Linked DNA regions of Homo sapiens: region 1 is linked to region 2. The links are chromatin loops, found by intact Hi-C in ENCODE. Cell type or tissue: GM12878. All regions are shown on one strand. Each heading gives the region's core, and the rest is flanking DNA. Links, peaks and the distances in the headings are about the cores only. Region 1 has its middle 25 kb from the start of LINC01640. Region 2 has its middle 39 kb from the start of LARGE1-AS2.

Region 1 (8,341 bases), core at 205-8,204, 120 kb after region 2:
GGAGCACAGTGGCACGATCTGGGCTCACTGCAACTTCCACCTCCCGATTCAAGGGATTCTCCTGCCTCAGCCTCCCGAGTAGCTGGGATTACAGGCATGTGCCACCAAGCCCAGCTAATTTTTGTATTTTTAGTAGAGATGGGGTTTCGCCCTGCTGACCAGGCTGATCTCAAACTCCTGGCCGCAGGTGATCCACCTGCCTTGGCCTCCCAAAGTGCTGGGATTACAGATCTGAGCCACCACGCCCGGCCTAAAATTTGTATTATTAATTTAGATTTAAATTTTAAAATGGAAACAATATAAAATACTTTTCTATTAAATTCAACATTATTGTTTTGATTGAACTCTACCTCACTTTAGCCTTTGCATGGCCTCATATAGCAGTGCTGTATACTAATGCACTTTTTGGGTACACATGTTGCTTCCACTATTATGCATAAGTACATCACTGATCCAGTCAGTGTGGATGGATTGATTCAGTTTAAATGTTTTTTTCCTACACAGCAATGCAATATTGTAACATGTATCTTTGAATGTTTTATATTAACAACTCCAATTACTGTGGTAACTATGTGAATCTTAATTGGTAATTAAATTGAAGAACTTGTTATTATTTTAATTATAATACAATTAAATTATTTTTTAGTATAAAAATAAATATGGACAAATTTTTTCTACTTAAAATAATGGAGATGCAGAAATTAATACTATGATTAGAATGGAAAAAAAATAAGAGAGTGGAAGAAAGCATATTGTAAACTTTACAATGAATGACAATTGCAATTTACTTCAGCAGAACAAATCTAAGAGACCCTCTGTTTTGAAAAGAAAAAAAGAAAGAAACAAAACAGAAAGAAAAATGTAATAGACAGTATCGAGACATTTATAGCAAATACTTGGTGAATTTGATAAGTTCCTCCTGAAAAATTAAAAAATGATTAACTGAACTAGCCACCTGGCATCAGAATTAATGTCAAAAAATTTAAATGATTTTTAACAGAATCCAAGCTTGTAGTAAGGAAAAGACTAAAAATGATATTTTACAAAAAGTGGGGCTGGGTTTGGTGGCTCACGCCTGTAATCCCAGCACTTTGGGAGGCCAAGGCAGGCTGATCACAAGGTCAGGAGATCGAGACCATCCTGGCCAATATGGTGAAACCCTGTCTCTACTAAAAATGCAAAAATTAGCTGGGTGTGGTGGCATGCGCCTGTAATCCCAGCTACTGGGAAGGCTGCGGCAGGAGAATAGCTTGAACCCGGGAGGCAGAGGTTGCAATGAGCCAAGATCACGCCGCTGCACTCTAGCCTGGTGACAGAGAGAGACTCTGTCTCAAAAAAAAAAAAAAAAAAAAAAGTAGAAGAACTTCAATTATGCCACCAAACAATTGTCCATATAATTGAAGACTTTTCTAACAATATCAAAGGTAAATTTATTCAAATATGAATAAATTGAAAGGACTTCATTTTAGCTTTAAATGAGTTGAGAATAATAGAGACACTACCCAACCTGGGGGCAGGTTGTCTCAAAATGCTTGCAAATTTAGAAGACAAAAATCTGTTATCAACCCATGACCTAAAATATGGAACTCGTAGCAAAGTTATTTTAAACTCTTTTATATCTGCCAAAGAATAATTTTACTTAGATGTGGGAAATAAAATTTTTCTATCATGGTGGATGGTGTTCAAACTATTTTAGATTTTTTTTAAAAATCCAAATTTATTGGAATTTAAAACAACAGACTGATACTATCTTTATTGCTTCATTTCACTAAGTACTATGAAAATATTTGTACTCTGAAGCATATTTTTCCGAAGCATATTCTGTGAAAGGCCTCATGTGCACAGGTGTTAAAATTCTTCAGTATATACATATAAAAGTTGTGAATTACTGCCAGTTATGGATCTATTGAACAAAATAGAAGACAATTAACTTAACAATCTTGTGATATTTGCTAGTGTTCATCAGTTGTGTGGTGGAACAGTTATACAAAAATTTACTGTATTATTAACTCCATTTGCTTGAAGCAAAATTCACCAAATCAAAGACAAAAAATGACATTGTGATTTACATTCCTAGACAATATCACACTCATATAAACAAGCTAAATTTGAAGTTTCATGGAACGAAAAGGTTTATTTGTGACTCAGCAAGACCAGTATGAGAATTTGCTGAAATTATAATTTTCATTATACAAATCAACAATAATTATATTACACATTTTTCTAATGTGAATTAATATGCAGAAGATTGTAATTGACAGTATTATGTACATTGGCTGCAAAAATGACAAGACAAATTTGAAGAACATTGTATTGATATTAGTAAATTTAGAGCTGCTTTCCAATTTTTGCAATACCCTTTTGAACCCAATGTTGATACTGAGTTGACATAAGAGTTAGTGAATTTACTGTGGACAGACATGATTTTGAAATGAATATGCTTTGGCTTCAAAGCATATTCAAAGTCAAATTGATTGTTCTAAAATGATGAGCCAGTTTTGTCAATATAGATTTAAAAATTAAATGAAAATGATGCTTTGATATTCCATTCTGTTTTTAGAAAACTTTTAAGTTTGTTTCAAACAGCTTGAGCATGTGATTCTACTGTTTATTTTTTTATTTTTCTTTGAGACGGAGTCTCGCTCTGTCACCCAAGCTAGAGTGCAGTGGCGCGATCTCGGCTCACTGCAATCTTCGCTTCCCGGGTTCAAGTGATTCTCCTGCCTCAGCCTCCCGAGCAGCTGGGACTACAGGTGCCCGCCACCACACCCAGTTAATTTTTGTATTTTTAGTAGAGACGGGGTTTTGCCATGTTGGCAAGGCAGGTCTCGAACTCCTGACCTCAGGTGATCCACCCTCCTTGGCCTCCCAAAGTGCTGGGATTACAGGTGTGAGCCACTGTGCCTGGCCAATTCTACTGTTTTTGAGAATATGCTTTATAAAATCTAAATATAGATAAAATATTTTTGATGAAAATTAGCTTATAAATTAAGATGTGCTGTCAGTGTAAAATACTCACTAGATTTTGAGGATGTTGTTATAATAAAAAGAATGTGAACTATCTAGTTGATAATTTTCCATGTTGATTAGATGTTGAAATGGTAGTATTTGTATATATTGGGTTAAATAAACTACATTATGAACATTAATTTCATCTGTTTCTTTTTACTTTTTAATGTGGTTGCTAGAAAATTTAAAATTACATATGTGGCTTACATTATATTTCTGTTTGTTTGTTTTGTTTTTTTTGAGACCAGGTCTCACTCTGTTGCCCAGACTGAAGTGCAGTGTTGCTATCATGGCTCACTGCAGCCTCAACCTCTTGGGGTTCAAGCAATCCTCCCACCTCAGCTCCCAAGTAGCTGGGACTACAGGTGTGAGCCACCACACCAGGCTTTTTTTTTTTTTCGAGAGACAAGGTCTCACTATGTTGTCCAGGCTGGTCTCAAACTCCTGGGCTCAAGCCATCCTCCCACCTTGGTCTCCCAAAGTGTTGAGATTAAAGGCATGAGCCACTGTGCCTGACCTTGCATTATATTTCTATCAGACAGCAATGAGGGTATAGACATCAATAAGACCTAGTTCCTTCCTTCAAGCAGAAAACTAAACACAGAAACAGCCAATCATAAAACATTATGGAAGTCAAGGGATGGAATTCAAAGATGCTGAAGAAGTATCAGAGAGTGTACCTAACTCAGCTTGGGGAAACCAAGGAGGACTTCTTTGAGGAGGCGATAACTGAATTTGATCTTAAAAGAGGAGTAGAGATTAAATAAATAAGAAAAAATAAACATGACTTTCCAATGGAATGGTCATTTTCAACAATGGGCTATAGGAGTGAAGTAGCAAACTCATGTGGGAGACAAAAAGCAGTTCTGGTTTACTGGGGTGTAAAGTGTAAGGAAGATATGGCTGGAGATCAGGCTGAAGAGGCAAATTAGATCATGAGGGGCCTGGTAGATTGTGCTAAGATTGGGACTTATTCTATAGGTGACAGCTAAGGGTTTTAAGTAGAGCACTCAGGCAGTAAACCCTGTAAACTCTTGCTGGGAGGTTTTCCTTTCCCAATCTGTTTCACTGTGGAAGTGGGAGTACTGATCATTTTCATTGCTTGATTGAACTGAGTCAGTGGCAGGGACCTTTCTCAAGAGATGACCTCTTACATTGTGTGGCAGCTGGTTTCGTGTCACTAGAGACAGTCCTCCCTCATTCAACACACTTCGAACTCACAAAGCTGATTAATTTAGCCTTAAATCTCAGCATTTATTTATTCCACTGATCACTATCTGATATATTATATATTTTTTCATGGTTCAGACTTTCCCCTACTGAAATGTAAGCTGAGTGAAACAGAGACTCTGTCAGTTCATGACTATATCCTTAGAGACTTTCATATAGCAAGTGCTCAGTGAGTACTTTTGAACAAATAATCACATTAGATAAGATAGTGACACCTACTGACAATGTGTAGTATTGTAATCTAGCTCTACTGCACTCTGTAATTACTTGGATATGACACCTAAGGAAGACAAATTCCATCAGCAGGGAGTCCCTATCTCTGAATGATGCTGACTTAACTGGCCCAAAATTACAACAAGTGAAAAGTCAAGGAAGGCAAATGCATACCTAGAAAATTATGGCAGCCTAGCATAGTGAAAGAACAGAGACTTGAGACTCACATTGACATGGGTTTTCCTCCCCACCTCAGGTATTTACTTGCTGTGTGACACTGGGCAAAGTAATTCACATCTCTAAGCCTTAATTTCCCCATTCATAAGAAAAGGCAATAAAACCAACAGTGTTTTGATATTAGAAATGATATATTTAGAGTGTCTACTGTAAATGGTAGTTTATTATTTTTATTTTTATTTTTATTTTGAGACGGAGTCTTCACTGTGTCACCCAGGCTGGAGTGCAGTGGCATGATCTCAGCTCACTGCAAGCTCCGCCTCCCGGGTTCACACCATTCTCCTGCCTCAGCCTCCCAAGTAGCTGGGACTACAGGTGCCCGCCACCACGCCCGGCTAATTTTTTGTATTTTTAGTAGAGATGGGGTTTCACCGTGTTAGCCAGGATGGTCTCGATCTCCTGACCTCATGATCCACCCACCTCAGCCTCCCAAGGTAGTTTATTAAGTATTAGTTTCTGTATAAGGCTTTATGGAGGGGAGGGAACTTGTCTGTTGCTAACTATCTCTCCTTCATTGTGGTCCGGAAGGAGCTTTGAAATCATTCCCATGCATTTGGTTTTTCAGAGAAGGTATTTCTCTGCTCATTTCATTGCAGGCCATTTCCTGGCCTTGCACAGTGAGTGAATAAGTAAATGCGTAGATTGCTCAGACTTCTGAGATCAGAAACCTTTCTCAGGAGGTTTTCCAGGCACAAGAAAATCAATAGCAGATGTCAAGCAGCTTCAAAGCTGATTACCTTGAAATGAATGGTCACACCTCCTTTCCAGCCAGGTCTCCATCTTTCTCTTGTTCAAGGGTCAGCTGCAATACATTAGATCCCTAATTAAGAAAGAAGATGATCAGCAAATGACTCCTCTGAGCAGAATACTAAACAACCGGAAGGGTCTTGGAACAGATCTGCTGGCATCTGCACAGAGGAAGAACATGTAGATAGAATTGAAGCTGCCTTAATTGGTAGTGGTGTAGGGATTGTATTTCACTGCTCTGCTGGGAGTAATAAAGGCCGACATTATAATCAGTGCGGCAGTAGAGAAATGGAAACTTAGAATCTGAGCTGCTCTGCTATTCAACTAGAGCCAGTGAAAAGGAAATGGATACTCTTGGCTGGTTGAAAATGTAGAGCCTCCACCAAATAATTAAAATACCCTTGGCAGGGTAAAACTAGACCCTACACCTAATAATAATAATAATAACAACGACAATAACAACAATATTATCTATGGAGTGAAGCTGACCTCGATTTAAATTCTTTGTCTATTACCCATTTAGCCTAAAGCATATTGCTTAGCCTCCCTGAATCTCCCTGAATCTTATCATTTATAAAATGGGATCATGGAAAATGTTAAATAATTAATCTATCATAACTGGCAGAATTCCCAGCACAGAGAAAGCTTGCAGACAATGAAAATCTCTTTCTCCCCTCCCTTTCCCTATGTGCTATTCAAAGTGTCTTTATATTTGTCAGATGTTCCCAGTCTAGGTTCTGGATAGACATGAGGGTAGAAGGCTACAAAACCTCTGGTATTTTATGCAAAATGTCATATGAATGTGGTCTTTTCTGATGAGCATGTCCATAGTTTTCAGCAGATTCTCAAAAAGGGTTAATCTCTCAAAAAGTTTGAAAAAATCCCTGGTATATTTTATCTTTCTTTTATGACTTGGCCTCTGCTTCCCCCTGCACCCGTATTGCCTACTGTTTTCTTCCTCATCACTGTATTCCAGCTACTCTGACTCCCTTTATTCCTCAAAGATGCCATGCTCATTCCTGCCTCAGTCTTTTACTTATCATTCTTTCTCCTCCCTACGTCTTCACATGCAAAACTTAGCTCACAGGTTACTTCTGGAGATGGTCCTTCCCTGACATCCTAATCCAAAGAATCTTCTCCAGTTACTTTCTATTGTATCAGTATTAATCTGTTCAGGCAGCTATAGATTGCTGCATAGACTGGGTGATTTAAACAATAGACATTTATTTCTCACAGTTCTGGAGGCTGGGAAGTCCAAGATCAAGGTGCCAGCTAATTCAGTTCCTGGTTAACGTTCTCTTCCTGACTAGTAGATGGCCACTTTCTCATTATGCTGTCACATGGCAAAGAGAGAGTGATTACCTTCAAAAGGCCCTATGTCCACATACCTCACACTGGGGAATAGGGATCCAACATATGAATTCTGAGGCAAAACAGTTCAGTCCAGAACTGTGTGCCAATTACTACAAGAGTGGATGGATGGATGGATGGATGGATGGATGGATGGATGGATGGAAGACAGATGGATGAACGGATGAGCAGATGGATAGATGGATGGATGGATGACTTTTGAGTGCATCCCTGTAAGGCATAGAAGAAAAGTTTCTTTTCCCATTTTACAGATGGGTAAACTGAACCGAGGTTCAGTGCCTCAGAAAAGGCTTATGGACAGCAGTTAAGAGTATTCTCTGGAGCTAACTGCCTGAATTCAAATCCCAGCTTTACCACTTATAAATTATGTAACTTTGGGCAAGTTACTTAATCTCTCTGTTCTTCAGTGTCCTCATCTGCAAAATGCTGCTAATAATTATATATGATATTAGTCATTAGAGCTGTTCACCAGTATTCTGATTCTTCCACTTCTAGGCACATAAGCCATGTGTTCCATGCCCACGTGAAGTTAGGTCTGGATATCAAATGTGAGCTGAAGTGTCTGTGTCATCCCCTTGTGGAAACTTTTAAGAGCTAATGTGAGATTTGCCCTTTCCTGTTCTCTGACATAAAATCTGAAACATTCTGTATGAAGGTCATTTTCTTAGCCTGCATCCTGGGGTGAAGACAGAGTGGAACGGAATTCCCATGAACCTACAACGAACAAAGAGCACGAGTGAGAAACAAACTACTGAGATCTGGTGGTTGTTTGTTATCACAGCATAACCTAGCTAAGCTTGACAAATACACATATATACCAACTTACTGAGCTCTTGTAAGAATTAAATGAGGTGATGCAAGTAACATGATTCAAAAACATCTGGCACATAGTAGACACTACATAAGTGCTTGCAATAATTATTACTCAGTGAATGTCGAAGCTAAGACTAAAACTCATGTTTCCTGGGGCTATAATTATAAAACAAATTTTACTGCACTTTTTAATTCTTAAATCTACAAAGGAACATTTGAGAGGAAGAGGGGAGGATCCACAGAAGCCTTCCCTCCACATGCCTGCCACCTCTGGCTCTAAGAAACCCAGCACCTGGAGGCAATGAGGACAAGTTCCTGAGCACATGCAAGAGGACAGTCCCCCTGATAGCTCTCTTGTGCTCTGCCAGGCCAATGATGCCATTGTCGGAGAAAAGAGCCATGATCAATTTTCATGGGTTTTGCCCTCAACGGGTCATTCCTGTTCATCTTTTCCTTCCTTCTTCTTTTCTTGGGGGCTCAGAGTAAAATTATGTCTTAAGGGGAAAGTTCCAAGCAGCACTACTTGCTAGGTTCTTCTAAGCAGAATGGACAACTCATTTATTGCCAACCAACTTTGTAAGGAAACTAGAGTTTCCTTAAACGAACTGGGTTGGTACCTCTGAAAAGCTTAGAGACACTTGAAAACAAATAATAGAGTGTGATCCAGTCTAGTCTATCTTATCAGTAACATAGCAGTGAGGAGTTAATAGGCATCAAAAAT
Region 2 (8,341 bases), core at 327-8,326:
ACTTACCCATAATCCTTGCTTTCAGATCCTGATCTTGGAGAACTCCAAAGCATTAGGAGGAAAAGGGAATGGTAATTTAGTTTAGGCAATCTTTTCAAATTTCTAGTCTTTTCTTTGGACTGAAGAGGGTATGGATGAGTGTTGGCCATAGTACTAGCTTTACCTCATTGTAATAAGCCTGAAGAGGAAAACCATGCTTTCATTTTACAAAGTGGGATGCTTAAGGCTCACTGTGCTCCGTTTTGGGGCACTAGCTTCCAGTATCACCAACAAGTCTATTTCCCATAATGAAGGAGAATCAAAAGGGCCTGCTTCCTAGTATGCAAGGCAGTTCTGCACCGGAGAGGGGAAATGCTTTGAATTGAATATAAAAATAAAATTTTAAACTGGACTAACTGGGCTGGACATTTTAACACCACCTGTGGGATCTGCCCAATATGCCATGAAGCAGCAGGAAAGGAGGAGCCAACAGCATTTGTTTGAAGACTGATAGAAGAAAAACAAAATCATTTTGTCTTGTAGTCCACCAAGTACATGATTGTTCAAAAAACTATTTATGAGAGTTTCACACTAGACACAGAACCCAACTTTTCTCCAAGAGAGTTATTATGGAGGAGCAGAGACCTATTGGACTGTCCTATGGAGGAGCAGAGACCTATTGGACTGTGCTATGCTTTCCATATGGTTTCTTTCTGGCTGCAGGCATGCCAGCCTGCATATGTGTCCTTGGGTGGCTGGTCATTTGTTCTAGACCTTTAGTAAGTTATCTGTCCCAAACGACTTGTGACTGAAAGTTTCAACCCTAATGCAAAAAGTCATAGAAAGCATAAACTCCTTTTAAAAAATCTGAATCTGTAGGTAAGTAAGGCAGGAGGGAAGGGAAAACTTGCATGGCAAAATGGAAAAAAAAAGTCATGCAATTTGGTCAGTCACGGTGGCTCACGCCTGTAATCCCAACACTTTGGGAGGCTGAGGCAGGTGGACCACTTGAGGTCAGGGGTTCGAGACCAGCCTGGCCAACATGGTGAAACCCCGTCTCTATTAAAAATACAAAAGTTAGGCCGGGCGCAGTGGCTCACGCCTGTAATCCCAGCACTTTGGGAGGCCAAGGCAGGTGGATCACGAGGTCAGGAGATCAAGACTGTCTTGGTTAACGCAGTGAAACCCCGTCTCTACTAAAAATACACAAAAAATTAGCCGGGTGTGGTGGCGGGCGCCTGTAGTCCCAGCTACTCTGGAGGCTGAGGGAGGAGAATGGCGTGAACCGGGGAGGCGGAGCTTGCAGTGAGCAGAGATCGCGCCACTGCACTCCAGCCTGGACAACAGAGCGAGATTCCCTCTCACAAAAAAAAAAAAAAAAAAAAAAGAATTAGCATGGCATGGTAGTGGGCACCCGTAATCCCAGCTGCTCAGGAGGCTGAGGCAGGAGAATTGCTTGACTTGGGAGGTGGAGGCTGCAGTGAGCAGAGATCGGGCCATTGCACTCCAGCCTGGGCATCACAGCGAGACTCTGTCTCGGAAAAAAACAACAAAGTCACACAATATGATCAGATTTCAATGAATGTTTTCTCCCCTCTTGAGTAGTACTAAATCAATGACTCTCCACATGTGTCATATGCTAGAGATGAAATGTCCAATTTTTTTGCTGGAAACTTGACAAGAGCCTGTTTCTTTGGTCTTTCTGTTGAGTTTTTGAAGGAATCCTGCTTAATAAATTCTCCTTTAGTGAAACTGAATTCTGCTGGCTACAAATGAGAATGCTGAGGGAAACACTATTACATTACCCAGTTTTATTGTCCTTAAAACACTGAAACTCTCTTTTTATTTATTTGTTTATGTGCTATTTATTATCTGTCTCCATCCACTGAAATATAAGCTTCAAAAGAACAGAGACCTTTTTCATTTTGTTCAACTCTTTGTGCTCAGCATCTGGAACTTTTTAAAAGCTGAATTAGGGGTCTACCTTAGAGACTCAGCTTTGGAAAGAGACTTTCCCTGTGGCTGGCACATAGCAGTCTCTCAGTTTATTTTAGGTATTTTTTATTTTTTTAGTGCATGATCTCTCATAAAATGTAGCAAATGATGAGTGTCATGTGAGCATTGCCCAGAAGCAAAGGGCTGCATGTTGATTAATTACAGACAGAAGCTTGAAGGGGGTAGCATCTGAGACAGGTCTTAAAGAAAGAGTATGATTTTGGGTGGAAATAATGGGACAAGGTGTGACCAGTATATACTGTTGTGATCAGGAGCTACACAGACTGGTAAAGCTATTTTTTTTCAACCTAATATGTCCTCCATGCTTGTCCATTCGTTTTCATTTCTTTATTCATTTATTTCATAAATGTGTTCTGAGCACTCTTTTGCTATATTTCATCCATGTGCTAGAACGGAAGACTACAAAGATACTGAAGCTGTATACCTCCTTGGTGTTGCTTTCAGACAGTGGGGAGCAGGTTAAGATACTTTCAACAGAACCCTTCTATAGTAATTCCTACAATAGAGGCTTGAAAAAAAATGCTGGAATTAAGGCATGAACACAGCACAAGGGGAACACAGTTGAGGAATGGCCACCTTTGCTGTGTGAAAATGGGAAAGGCTCTTCCCAAAGCTAAGTCTATAAGGGAGACCTCTAATTTAGCCTTTTTTAAAAAAGGGATTCAAACATACTCCCAGCAGAGGAAATAGCACATTTCTGCTCAAAGGTTTGGAGAAGTGAAAGTGTTTGGAGGTGGCTTAAGGTGTTTAAGAGACATTTCTGGGATAACAGTGCTTGACTTTGATTAATTAGGTGCTAGAATCAGGGAGAGTGGAGGTTTATAGGAGTCTTGAAGATATTGAGATTGGGAAGCTGATAAGTCCATTAAATGAGACGTTTTCAAGCAAAAAGTCTTACATTTTAGTGAAATGCAAAGTTGGAATCCTCTCTGATGGTTTTAGTGATCTGAGTTGCAACCCTTTTAATAAGCCATTTTATGACTCTCTTGTGCTTCTGACATAATAACCATTATTATATTAATTCTAGTATTACATAAATAGCTCTTTCTCTGGTGGTGAAATGAGTTATTTTCTACAACTCAGTAACACTCCCTATCCGTTTTCAGCCCTCTCCAGCCCCTCAATTCGGGTACTTCTTCTCTCAGTTCTATTCCTCCCCTCTCCTAATAACATTGATTTTTCTTCCTTAAAGGCTTTAATCTGATTTTTCCAAATGTTATATGCATACCATTTATTTTGTTCATCCATCCATCCATCCATCCACTCATTCATTCATTTGCTCTCCCAAAGATATTAATGAAAGATCTGCTAAGCCTTGGGGACATACAGAACAATAAGACAAGTTCAGTCACACTCCAGGGCCTCCAGGGTTCATGGGAGAAAAGTATGGAAATGTTGACACCCACCTTTAAGTTGTGTAGGGAAGAGGCGATGATGGGACAGAATGAAATCCCTGATTCTACCAGGGTAAGGTCCGGGGAGTGGTGATCAGGCAGGGGTTCACAGATAAGGTGATGCTTCAGCCAGATCTCTGAGAGGCGTGGGCTTTCACAAGGCAGAGTCTGTGGGAAAAGCATTCTGGGAAGAGGTAGCAGCGGCAGCAAAGTCACAGAAACCCAAATGCTTGAGTTGCTGGGGAAATCCAGGGCAGTTCCTCGTGGGTTTTTCCCTAGCATGCGTTCTATCATCTCTGCTTGCCTCCCTAGCTTCATCTCATTTCCCTCTCCCCTCACTATAAACAACCTCTCCATGCCCCGGCTGAAAACACTGACAGCTGTGGAAGCCTTCACACCATAACCAACACATATTGATATTGTGGGCACACCTGGGAATCGACTAAGCACTATGAAGTTGAGGAGCCAGAGGAAAGGATCACCGCTCAGTGGTTCCCAGTATCTGAACACAGGGTGGCAGTGTCCACCCACCAAGGGGAAAGGCTAATTCACAAGCCTGGTTCCCGGCATTCTCCTGGGAGATCAGGCTCGAATTATCCTGCACGAGGCTGTCTTGCAGTAGCTCAGAATTTTAATGAGGGAGTGGGAAAGCAGATGAGCTTCAAGTGTGACAAATAAAAAAATCTAGTTTTGTTTGGGGAGGAGAAAGAGTGAGTCTGTTTATCTGCACTGGGACCTTGAATCACCAGCCTCTCTCTGTCTGTCTGTCTGTCTCTCTCTTTCTCTCTCATTCTCTCTTGCACACACACACACACACACACACAGAGAGAGAGAGAGAGAGAGAGAGAGAGAGAGAGAGTTTAGATTCTATTTTTCTAGGTTCTATCTTGCCTGTCAAACTTCAGAGATATGTTTTTTAAATTTTATTTTTTAAAGTCTTATTATATTATTATCCTACAAAAATGAATCATCACTAGCAAAGGGTGGACAAGAACTTAGCTAATTCCTGCTAATGCCTTGCTTTCCAGGAACTTTTCCCTTCCATCCATGCTAACTTTTAGGTGCTGTCTTTTCCACTGTGTCCTTTGGTTCTTCTTTAAGACAGCCATTTTTCCAGAAAAATCAGCAGGTCTCTGGCTCTTGGGTTCAACCAGATTTGAGGGATTGATGTAAACACTGTAGAACTTCGTGGGGTTTCTAGGTATCAGTTGCCATCTCTGAAAATGAAGACCTTGGGGAAGTCAAGGTGAATGAGAAAGAGGAAGAATGGCACTATGCTTTATTGAGCAGCTACTGTCAATCTGCACTGTACTAGACAGTAAACTTCAGGTTATTTAGTTCTCAGACACCTTTCCAAAGGCAGAAATATTGTAAGCCCAAGGAAATTATGTGTCATCCTTTATTGGCCTGGCATAAAACATAATTTCATGTCTTCTTGAAATAAAATGAATGAAATGAATGGCTTCAAGTTCCCTTTGATTAAGATGGCCAAGCTGGCCTATGGTTTCATGCCTGAGAGAGGAAGGACAGTTCTCGTGTAAAAAGATAAGGTGGCCGTAGTCTGTCCACCCCGGGAAGCACTGAGGTCAAGGAGACCTGCCACTCTTGCTGAATGTGGCACAGACTCTGCTCACAGTACAGAAACGGTGGATCATATTCACCTGTTAGGGGCCAGTTTCTAAAGTTGGGAGTGGGGAGAGTATCTCTTTCTCTGTTCTAGTGTCCCAGTGCTTCATGTCAAAGCAGACCTAAGCTCTTAATATAATAACAATTGTTACGTTTCTCAGCACAGCAGCCAGAATGATTCTTTTTTTTTTTTTATCATGCCGTGATGTGATCTCAGCTCACTGCAACCTCCGCCTCCCTGGTTCAAGTGATCCTCCTGCCTCAGCCTCCCGAGTAGCTGCGACTACAGGCGTGTGCCACCACGCCCAGCTAATTTTTGTATTTTTAGTAGAGACGGGGTTTCACCGTGTTAGCCAGGATGGTCTCGATCTCCTGACCTCGTGATCTACCCACCTCGGCCTCCCAAAGTGCTGGGATTATAGGCATGAGCCACCAAGCCCAGCCCAGAATGATTCTTTAAATGTAACTTGGATCAGGCTACTTGCTTGCTCAAAACGCTTCAGCGGATCTCCATTTCGTTCATGGTAAAAGCTTAAGTTCTGATGATGACCTACAAGACCCAACAGGATCTGGCCCTTATCACTTCTCTGACCCTCAGCCCCCTCCACTCTCTTTCTTTACTCAGGCCACACTGGGCTTTTCTTGTTTCCCAAATTCCCTCCTGTCCCTCTGCTTTTTCTGGAGTACCTCTCCCAGATGATGACCAGACCGTCTCCCATACCTTTCCAAATTCTGGCTTGAATGTCCTTTTCTCAGTGAAAATAATTGTGACCACCCTATTCAAAATTACAAGCTGTCTGCCCAATCCATTTCAGTTACCCCTTACCTGTTCTATGTTTTCTTTTCTCCTCCCTTCCTTCCTTCCTTCTTTCCTTCCTTCCTTCCTTCTTTTTCTTCCTTCTCTCCTTCTTTCCTTTCTTTCTTCCTTCCTTCCTCTCTCTCTCTTTCTCTCTCTTTCTTTCTCTCTCTCTTTCTCTCTTTCTTTCTTTTTGAGATGGAGTTTCGCTCTTGTTGCCCAGACTGGAGTGCAATGGCACAGTCTCAGCTCACTGTAACCTCTGCCTCCCAAGTTCAAGTGATTCTCCTGCCTCAGCCTCCCAAGTAGCTGGGATTACAGGCATGCACTGCTATGCCAGGTTAATTTTGTATTTTTAGCAGAGATGGGATTTCACCATGTTGGTCAGGCTGGTCACGAACTCCTGACCTCAAGTGATCCCCCAGCCTCGGCCTCCCAAAGTGCTGGAATTATAGGCATGAGTCACTGCACCCGGCCCTATTCTATTTTTCTTTCATTTCATAGCAACCATGACCTTTTAAAAAACATTGAGATAATTCTTATACCAGAAAAATCACCTCTTTGATGTATACCATTCAGTGATTTTTTAGGATATTCACAAAGCTGTGATGATCATCACCACTGTCTAATTCCAGAATATTTTCATCATCCCCCAAAGAATCCCTGAACCCACTAGCACTCCCTCTCCAATGCTTCCTTTGCTCAGCTCCTGAAAACCATTGATTTACTTTCTGTCTTTATGGATCTGACTATTCTGTACATTTTATATAAGTTGAATCACAACATCTGTGGCATTTTGTGCCTGCCTTCTTTCTTGGCATAATGTCTTCAAATTTCATCCAGGTTGTAGGATATATCCAGGTTGTATGGATATATTACACTTTGTTTATTCATTCATCAGTGGATGAACATTCCAGTTTTTTCTCCTTTTTGACTAACATGAATAATGCTGTTATGAATAAATTCTGAGAAGTTTTTATGTGGACATACGTTTTCGATCTTTTGGGTATATGCCTAGGAGTGGAATTGCTGGATCACATAGTAACTCCCTGCTGAACTTTCTGAGGAACTGCCAAAATAGTTTCCAAAGTGGCTGCCCCATTTTACATTCCCACCAGCGACGTACGAGGGTTTTGACTTCTCCACATCCTCGCCACAACTTGTCATTTTCTCTTTGATATCACCACTATAATGGATGTAAAGTAATATCTCATTGTGATTTATAGTATTTTATGTTCTATATAATTTACTTATTTACTATATTTATCTGTCTCTCCCTGCTGGAATGAAAGTTTACAAGGGGAAGAATCTTCGTCACTTTTGTTCATTGACGTTTCCTAGCAATTAAAAGAGTGTCGGCTGGGCGCAGTGGCTCACACTTGTAAACCCAGCACTTTGGGAGGCTGAGGTGGGTGGATCACGAAGTCAGGAGTTCAAGATCAGCCTGGCCAAGATGGTGAAACCCCATCTCTACTAAAAATACAAAAATTAGCCAGGTGTGGTGGCAGGTGCCTGTAATCCCAGCTACTCAGGAGGCTGAAGCAGAGAATTGCTTGAACCCGGGAGGCAGAGGTTGCAGTGAGCCGAGATTGTGCCACTGCCCTCCAGCCTGGGCGACAGAGTAAGACTCCGTCTCAAAAAAAAAGAAAAAAAAAAAAAAGTGTCTGCACGTACCAGGCACGTACTATGGACTGAATGTGTCCTCCAAAAATTCATATGCTGACTTCAAATTATACTACAAGGCTATAGTAACTAAAACAGCATGGTACTGGTATAAAACTAGACACATAGATTAACAGAACAGAATAGAGAACCAAGAAGTAAAGCCATATACTTACAATCAATTGCTCTTTGACAAAGTCAAAAAATATATATGCTAAGGAAATAATACCCTATTCAATAAATAGTGCTGGGAAAATTGGATAGCCATATGGAGAAGAAAGAAACTGGACTCATAACTCTCACCATATACAAAAATTAACTCAAGATGCATTAAAAACCTAAATGTAAGACCTGAAACTATAAAAATTCTAGAAGAAAAGCTAGAAAAATCTCTTCTGAACATTGGCCTAGGCAAATAATTTATGACTAAGTTCTCAAAAGCAAATGGAACAAAGACTAAAGTAGATAAATGGGACTTAATTAAACTAAAAATCTTCTGCATAGCAAAATAAACAATCAACAAAGTAAACAGTTACCCTACAGCAGGGAAAAAGTATTTGCAAACTATGCATCCAACAAAGGACTAATATCTAGAATCTACAAGGAGCTCAAACAACTCCATAAGAAAAAAAAAAACCTCAAACAGCGCTATTAAAAAGTAAGCAAAGGACACAAAGAGATATTTTTAAAAAGAAGACATACAAGCGGCTGACAAATATATTAAAAAATGCTCAACATCACGATCATCAGATAAATGCAAATTAAAACCACAATGAGATAATGAGATACCATCTCACACCAGTCAGAATGGCTATTATCAGAAAGTCAAAAAACAACATGTTGGGAAAGATGTGGAGAAAAGGGAATA

The links. Hi-C counts contacts between places; a loop is a spot of excess contacts. Peaks named below come from ENCODE experiments on the same cell type or tissue, not always from the same donor. Only the 100,000 strongest peaks of a DNase experiment are listed, where the experiment ranks them.
Region 1: it touches region 2 in a loop (9-fold over the local background); 8 of 110 quality-filtered maps call a loop at or near these places.

Annotation. Positions count from the first base shown.
Region 1 is chr22:33,079,563-33,087,903 of GRCh38, reverse strand. It overlaps a transcript of LARGE1 not described here. Among named protein-coding and RNA genes, the nearest start is that of LINC01640, 25 kb to the left of the region's middle. In GM12878, for the core only: no CTCF peak of the experiment used is centred there; a DNase peak (open chromatin) is centred at 4,463.
Region 2 is chr22:33,198,974-33,207,314 of GRCh38, reverse strand. It overlaps a transcript of LARGE1 not described here. Among named protein-coding and RNA genes, the nearest start is that of LARGE1-AS2, 39 kb to the right of the region's middle. In GM12878, for the core only: a CTCF peak has its summit at 3,903 (motif pointing right); a DNase peak (open chromatin) is centred at 3,784; H3K4me3 peaks cover 1,357 bases; H3K27ac peaks cover 922 bases.